Regions from separate parts of the Homo sapiens genome. Here all the other regions are linked to region 3. A link is a loop called in an ENCODE intact Hi-C map of the cell type or tissue named here. Cell type or tissue: PC-9. All regions are shown on one strand. Region 1 has its middle 61 kb from the start of LINC02518. Region 2 has its middle 93 kb from the start of MARCKS. Region 3 overlaps LINC02541 (long intergenic non-protein coding RNA 2541).

The links. Hi-C counts contacts between places; a loop is a spot of excess contacts. Peaks named below come from ENCODE experiments on the same cell type or tissue, not always from the same donor. Only the 100,000 strongest peaks of a DNase experiment are listed, where the experiment ranks them.
Region 1: it touches region 3 in a loop (8-fold over the local background); 3 of 110 quality-filtered maps call a loop at or near these places.
Region 2: it touches region 3 in a loop (6-fold over the local background); 5 of 110 quality-filtered maps call a loop at or near these places.

The regions. Positions count from the first base shown.
Region 1 is chr6:113,493,024-113,495,523 of GRCh38, forward strand. No RefSeq gene overlaps it. Among named protein-coding and RNA genes, the nearest start is that of LINC02518, 61 kb to the left of the region's middle. In PC-9, no CTCF peak of the experiment used is centred here; a DNase peak (open chromatin) is centred at 1,118; H3K27ac peaks cover 2,293 bases.
Region 2 is chr6:113,763,078-113,765,577 of GRCh38, forward strand. No RefSeq gene overlaps it. Among named protein-coding and RNA genes, the nearest start is that of MARCKS, 93 kb to the right of the region's middle. In PC-9, no CTCF peak of the experiment used is centred here; DNase peaks (open chromatin) are centred at 314, 624 and 1,024; H3K4me3 peaks cover 797 bases; H3K27ac peaks cover 2,476 bases.
Region 3 is chr6:113,631,779-113,634,278 of GRCh38, forward strand. All of the region lies in intron 1 of LINC02541 (long intergenic non-protein coding RNA 2541), which reads right to left. Among named protein-coding and RNA genes, the nearest start is that of LINC02541, 17 kb to the right of the region's middle. RefSeq lists an enhancer at 528-577. In PC-9, CTCF peaks have their summits at 1,461 and 1,667; DNase peaks (open chromatin) are centred at 743 and 1,533; H3K4me3 peaks cover 1,610 bases; H3K27ac peaks cover 2,500 bases.

The DNA.
Region 1 (2,500 bases), 140 kb before region 3:
AGACCCTTTTAAAAATGTCTCTTGGATTTACAAATAGATTTAATATAGGATTTCTTTAAATCACTTTTTTACTGCTTTTAAATAAGATTTGATTTACCAATTTTCAGGAACACATCCGCCACAAGTAAAGAGTAATACTCCTGCATAAAAATAACACAGAAAGAGTACCCTTAAAGGCTTAAAGTCCTGCCTCAATAGCATAGCAACAACCAAAAAAAAACATTAAATATTAGTCTTAGGCACAAAGAAAAATATGGCCCCATTGTTTTTAAATTATCTTAAGGCTCTATCTACACATGGGTTCCCCATTACCCAATGTCCTTTGCGCTCTACTTGCTTGGGCTTGACACCTAAATGTGTCCAGACTTATTATTTTTTTAAATATCAACGTCCTTTTCTTTCCATAAAGGAAAGGAAAGAAAGTAGTGCTCAGAGAAAGTCATATGCTTGAACATTTATTTTGAGAATCAGATGAAAGTATATGGAGTAAAAGAAGTAGCCCTCAATTATCTATGTTAGTAAAGAGCAAGACTAGTTTGCTTAATTCAAAAATTTTAACACAATGTGTTGTTTTAGACAACATATTTAGTTTTAAAATTAATTCATTCATGATAAACATAGCTTTTAGTATTTTATCAATACCTTTGCCTAGTCTCCTTCCTAAATCCCTTTTTTTCCTTTTCTTTTTTTTTTTTTTGAGTGGGAATTTCGCTTTATCGTCCAGGCTGGAGTGCAATGGAGCAATCTCAGCTCACTGCAACCGCTGCCACCTGAGTTCAAGCGATTCTCCTGCCTCAGCCTCCTGAGTAGTTGGGATTACAGCTGCCACCACTCCCTGCTAAATTTTTTTTGTATTTTTAGTAGAAATGGGGTTTCACCATCTTGGCCAGTCTCGTCTTGAACTCCTGACCTTGTGATCCACCTGCGTCGGCCTCCCAAAGTGCTGGGATTACAGGCATGAGCCACCCTGCCCGGCCTCTCCTTCCTAAATCTCTAAATCTCTACATGATCTTTGTTTCCCAAGACCCTAGCATGTATTCTATAGACTTGAGTTAGATCATACCTCTTCCACTAATCCAATTAATTACCCAACTCACCCCTAAGCAACATGCTAACCAGAAAGACAACATATTTTATTGGTGAGTATCTATGGTAGGTAAAACCAGATCAACCTGATTCTGCTCTGTCAAGGTCCAGGTTTCTGAGTTTCTATCCTCTGTGAAGTTCCACCAGATCACACAGTATACAGGAGACACTGAAGGACAGGGTCAGTGTCATCTATGGTAGGTAAAACCGGATCAACCTGATTCTGCTCTGTCAAGGTCCAGGTTTCTGAGTTTCTGTCCTCTGTGATGTTCCACCAGATCACACAGTATACAGGAGACACTGAAGGACGGGATCCGTGTCTCGTTCCTTTCTCTGTGTCTTCTCTCCCCAATGGTATTTAAATATATACAAGACTCTCCCAATAAACATATTTTAAAAACCCTTCTCTTTTGTCTTGACTCTCTGTCTTATCACTTAAATTTCTTATGCCCATCTCCAAATTTCTCAGAAGTTCAGCCTGTCCCCGACATTGATCACCCTCTGCTTCTTAAAACTCTCCTAACTTGGTTTCTATTCCACCACATCCTCCTGGTTTTTCTTAAATTTTGATGAGTCTAGCTATTCCCTGTTTTCTTTGCACAGCCATCCCATATTGCCCAGCTTTATCTTATCAATCCCTATGTTCTCTCACATTGTAGTTTTATGTACACCTGTAGTTCAAGAACCACATAGTTACTAATGGCTTCCAAGTTCAAATCCTTGGTCCAAACCTCCCACTAGAAATGCTGATTTGTACATTAAACTACAGTCTCACTAAATGCACCAGAATAAACAGTAAGACTTCAAATTCAATGTGTCCAAAGCTGAAATCATTAATTTCTCCCTTAAGTTTGTTCCTATTCCTATATTCTCTAGTTTATGATACTGCCATTCAAACAAATATTTCAAGTAGAAACGAGGATCCCATTATTAATGTTACCACCTCCCTCAATCCTTGCATGTAATCAATCAAATCGCAGAGTCTTTGTTATTTTACTTCTAAGTAATTATAAAATCTATTCTTCTTATTACCCCAGCTACTGCTGTCATAACTAAGGCTCTTGACTTGAGACACTGTGGCAACCTTCTCAAAAGTCTCACTTAGAACCATTGTATCTTCTACTAGCCACGAGAGTTATAGCTATAATGTCTATGTCTTTTTAGCTCCCTAACTACTCAGAATAAAGCTCCTAGACAAGGAACATGGCCCCTTGCCCATTTCTATGCCATTATTTTTTGCCACTCAGTCTCATGCCTTTTATTTTTCACCTCTGAATCTCATACTTCATATTTCAGAAACCTCTAAATGCCTGCAGTTTCCCGTACAGCATTCAATTTCTTGCCTTCATTCTTTGCTCACAGCCTGTCTCTCTTCCTATCTCTTCTTGTCTTCTCCTCACCTCGGCCAACACAC
Region 2 (2,500 bases), 130 kb after region 3:
TGGCCTATGTGGCACTTAAATGTATTTATGTTTAAACTCCTGTCTTCATGGAGTAGATAAGAAGTAAAATCAGCCATTGTCATGGACAACTTGCTCCTCTGAGTTCTTAACTGTTTTGGGGGGAAAGTGAAATATCAAGGAGTAAGAAACCTGTTTTCAGTTCTTGAGAGACTTACAGGCCAAGTGAGAAGAGGTGATATAATGCTAGGAACATAAACACAAGGCACTGTTATCTGTGTTTCTTTACCTCTAAAATGTGGGAATATTACTTACTTGGTGATAAGATTAGAAAAAATGATTGTTGCAAAGCACTCAGGCACATATAAGTGCTGTATTAAAGATCATTATCATTGAAGAGGAATTCCCAGATGAGTAATTTTAAAAGATGAAGGTGAGCTCAGATACTGGGGAGAAGCAGCTGTCAAGAACAGATGAGACAGTCTGAGGCAGCCCCGGAAAAGTTTCTTGGACAAAGCAGGACTTATACTGGGCCTTGAAAATTTAGAAAGACCAGCTAAAAGGCAAAGAAAGTCTCTGTTTACTTCCAAAAATGGAGATTGGCAGGACTATCTGAGGTGATGACACATTCCTTGAAACTCCTTTCTTGGGTGATCCTGACAGACTGATTTCCCATATCTTTTAAACCTGTTTTTCCAACTAAGTGCAAACATTAGAGATGAGCTCATTTACAATTTAGTCCTAACCCAAATTTGCCCCAGTTCAAACTCCTCCAGAGGACAACCTGAGAGCACTCACTAGCCAATACTTTCTGAAAAACCTCTACAACAGGGCAACACTCTGAAGACCCTTGGAGATCAGTGGGGAATGGGTTTGAGAGCAAACTGAAGCCACCTTTCAACATAAGTCAAAGTTAACCAGGCAATTCCTTTCTAGTCACCATGGACAAGTGAAAGCCCCACACCCCTTGAGTCAATGGGAAGTCATTTCTTAACTCCCTTTTGAGAAATGCTGCTGGTGATTCAGCACTACATCCTGGCTCACTGGGACACTGTAAGTGAAATTTCCTTTAACAGCCACCCCACCACCTTGTGAAAGGTGAGTTTCCCAGGCTAGAATTACTCATGAGCACTCTTGCTACGAGAGGAGAGAGGGTCAGAGGGTCAGAGGTTCAAGGGAAGTCTTTCCTTCACCAACATCGGAGAGACTCCAGAAGCCTCTTTGAGTCAGTACTGTATAATTTACTATCCAAACTGGGAACGTTTTGAGAATAAAATGTGGCACCACTAATAATTGTGCAGCAACAACAGATGGAAATGGGGGAATTTCCAGTCAAATCAGAACACAGGATTATTCTTTTTTCTCTTTTCTTTTTTTTTTTTTTTTTTTTTTTTTGAGACGGAGTTTCACTCTGTCACCCAGGCTGGAGTGCAGTTGCACGATCTCGGCTCACTGCAACCTCCACCCTCCGGGTTCAAATGATTCTCCTTCCTCAGCCTCCTGAGTAGCTGGGACTACAGGCGCCTGCCACCGTGCCCAGCTAATTTTTTGTATTTTTAGTAGAGATAGGGTTTCACCATCTTGGCCAAGCTGGTCTTGAACTCCTGACCTCGTGATCCACCCGCCTCGGCCTCCCAAAGTGCTGGGATTACAGGCATGAGCCACCGCGCCTGGCCTTTCTTGTTTTTTTTTTGAGATGGAGTCTTGCTCTGTCACCCCAGGCTGGAGTGCAGTGGCACGATCTTGGCTCACTGCAGCCTCAGCCTCCTGGGTTCGAGCAATTCTCTTGCCTCAGTCTCCTGATTAGCTGGGATTACAGGCACCCACCACCACGCCTGGCTAATTTTTGTATTTTTAGTAGAGATGGGGTTTCACCATGTTGGCCAGCTGGTCTTGAACTCCTGACCTCAAGTGATCAGCCCACTTCAGCCTCCCAAAGTGCTGGGACTACAGGCGTGAGCCACCGCGCCTGGCCAGAACACAGGATTATTCTGTCTTTAGGTTGTGAGGTCTCATCTTCTAAAAATAAAGACATCCATTTGTCAAGGATTTACTAAGTGTATACTATGTGACATTGTGATATATGCTAGAGATAGTATATTAGCTGTTTTTGCCCCAGAGACCTCAGACTAGTAGGGGTAACCAACACACACACACTGGCATTTATAAAGCACTGTGGAGGTCAGGGACCCTGGGGAACACCTAACACACCTTGCAGAGTCAGAGATAGCATCCCGGAGGAGATACCGACCTATCTATTAATATGTCTTCATTAGGCAATGAAGAAGGCTAACTGAATTCTGGGCTTAAAAATAGCATGTAGTGTCATTGAAAAACAAAAATATCTAATATTTATGGACCAGTTACTGTGTCCTGGCCATTCTACATGTAATAACTCATTTAGCCCATACTTCTAGGACCTCCATCTTGCAGATAAGGAAATAGTAAGTAATTTCCAAGATATACCAGTATTAAAACACTAAAAGCATCTGTGTCCTTTTCTCTGAATCTTGTTTTGACCAAGAGTACATGGAAGTGATGC
Region 3 (2,500 bases):
CATGTGGTTCACTGTGAAAGTCATGGACTTCTTTAAACCTAGATTTCCCCTTATGACATGGTACAAGTAAGCCTAAAGTTAGATAAAATCATAGCCTATGATGAGCTAATTTAAGCTTCAATCTGTCTCTGTCACTAGCCAGTTCTGTGGAAATGGACAACTCAAGTAACTTCTCCAGGTCTCAGTGTTCCCATCTAAAAAGTGGGGTTGTAGTGGGCCTCTACAGCTCTTGACTTCTATGAGGCACACCGAGTCCTCACATGCCAACATAAAAAAGGAAATTTCAAAATTGTCTTTGTTTTTTAACAAAGTATATGAGGGGATTATTCCAGTTCTCTATGAATAATATATATATTTAAAGAGCCTATGTTTAAAAAATTAAAATGCTTTAAAACATTTTCTAGATGGCCTTACAAATGGAAAAAAAAAGTATTCCTAGCCAACCCTCTGTCAGCAGAAAGGCCACACAGAAAAAAGCAAATCACAATTCTTTACCCCTCTCAGCATAAATCATTACTCACCGTGGGAAAATGATTACTTGCCAGGAAGTAGAACCTATGAATCATTATACTGTTGTCCTCGACCTCTGATAGAGCAAGAATTAGGGGAAAGACTGAAAAGCTGGGGAGTGAACTCTGATTTGACAATAGTTCCACTCATGGCATCGTAAGGCAATGAAAACAGAAAGCTGATCGAGCCGTAGGGCTGTCAAGTCCCGGTGCTGCTGCAGTGCACGTCTGAACCCAGAGCAGAATGACATGGGCCCCTGACTTTCTGAGTCACTCCTTGGGTCTGAGTCTTCACAGCCCCAGAGTCATTTATCAGCAAATAGAAACAATGCCATCCCTGGGCTTGTCCCGACAGTCAACCTACTTGTTAATGCCTGTGTAAGAGATACCCAGCTTGGAAATAGGAGCAAAAGTCACAAGGAAGGGATTAAGTTGCCTAACATCAGCATTCATTTCCTAAAATAAAAACACATGAAAGATAGACACCACAAATATGTGTTCCCTTGTGGTATCAGCAAATATTGTGCTATAATTTCTCTACTGTTGCTAATAAGCTATGGCACACAACTGTAAATTCTTTTTTTTTTTTTTTTTTTTTGATACAGGATCTTGCTCTGCCATGCAGGCTAGAGTGCAGTGGCACAATAATGGCTCACTGAAGCCTCGACCTTTCAGGCTCAAGCAATCCTCCCACCTTGGCCTCCCAAATAGGTAGGATAGGGCAGGTGTGGTGGCTCATGCCTGTAATCCCAGCACTTTGGGAGTCTGAGGTGGGAGGATTGCTTGAAGCCAGGAGTTCAAGACCAAATAGCTAGCACTACAGGCATGAGCCGCCATGCCCAGCTAATTTTTGAGTCAGGGTCTCACTATGTTACTCAGGCTGGTCTCAAACTCCTGGGCTCAAGCGATCCTCCCACCTCTGCCTCCCAAAGTGTTGGGATTACAAGCATGGGAGCCACCTGTAGGTGGGTGAGGAGCAGTGATCCTCCCACCTCTGCCTCCCAAAGTGCTAGGATTACAGACATGGGAGCTACCACACCCAGCTTGCAAATACTTTTTATATTATGTTTTTCTACATGGCCTTTGATGTCTTTAGAAAATGTTTGTTTTAAGCAAGGATCTTTTTGTGACTAAAAGCACAGAAAAATACAACATAGTTAGTATGTTACACACCAAATATACAAAATCCTAGAAACTTATAGAAGGAGATAGGAAAATTGATCTTATAACTAATCTGAATATTGTTCTCTACTTTCCTTAATGTTTTTAAAGGTAGTGAAAGTAAAACTATATTGTTCTGATGATGTAGAAGGGAGAATGTTTAAAATTCCTCCCAGTTTCAGGAGGAGATATTAGAACCTGTCTTTATTATACTGCATTGATTAGAGGGAAGAGGGTATTACAGCCAAAGTGTTACCTAACCATTAGACTTTCACTGTATTTGATCCCACCTTCTTACTAGTTTAAATAAAATTTAAGCATGTACTACCATATATCTATGTTTTTATTTATGAATGACATAATCATTATTAATTTATTGTGAATAATATAAATCATTCATAAAAATTCATCTTTTTAAAGATTATATTTATTAATAATGATACATTTATATATTTTTATTATTCTCTTTTTCTGTACCTCAATAGATCATGTGCACCCCACTTTGGGACCACTGACCTTTTAGCTTGCTTGTCATGATAGAAGTCATCTACTAAAGGAACTCTGGAATGTTTGAGTCTCTAAATAATCTTGTTATAATCCAAAATAGCCTGTTAATTTCAAGATTGATCTTCAGGCGACTAAACTAAGCACTCATAAGAAATCACAAGGTAAAAGAGTTCAGGTCACTGTTTGGTTAGCTTACAAAGAGTTACTTCTATTTCCCTAAATGTTTTTGAATCACTGCCCTTTGGCTCTGAAGGGACAACTAAATATCATCTCATCAGTAATGCCATTTTCCCTCAAGTGTCTTTAACACAGAGCTGTTTCTC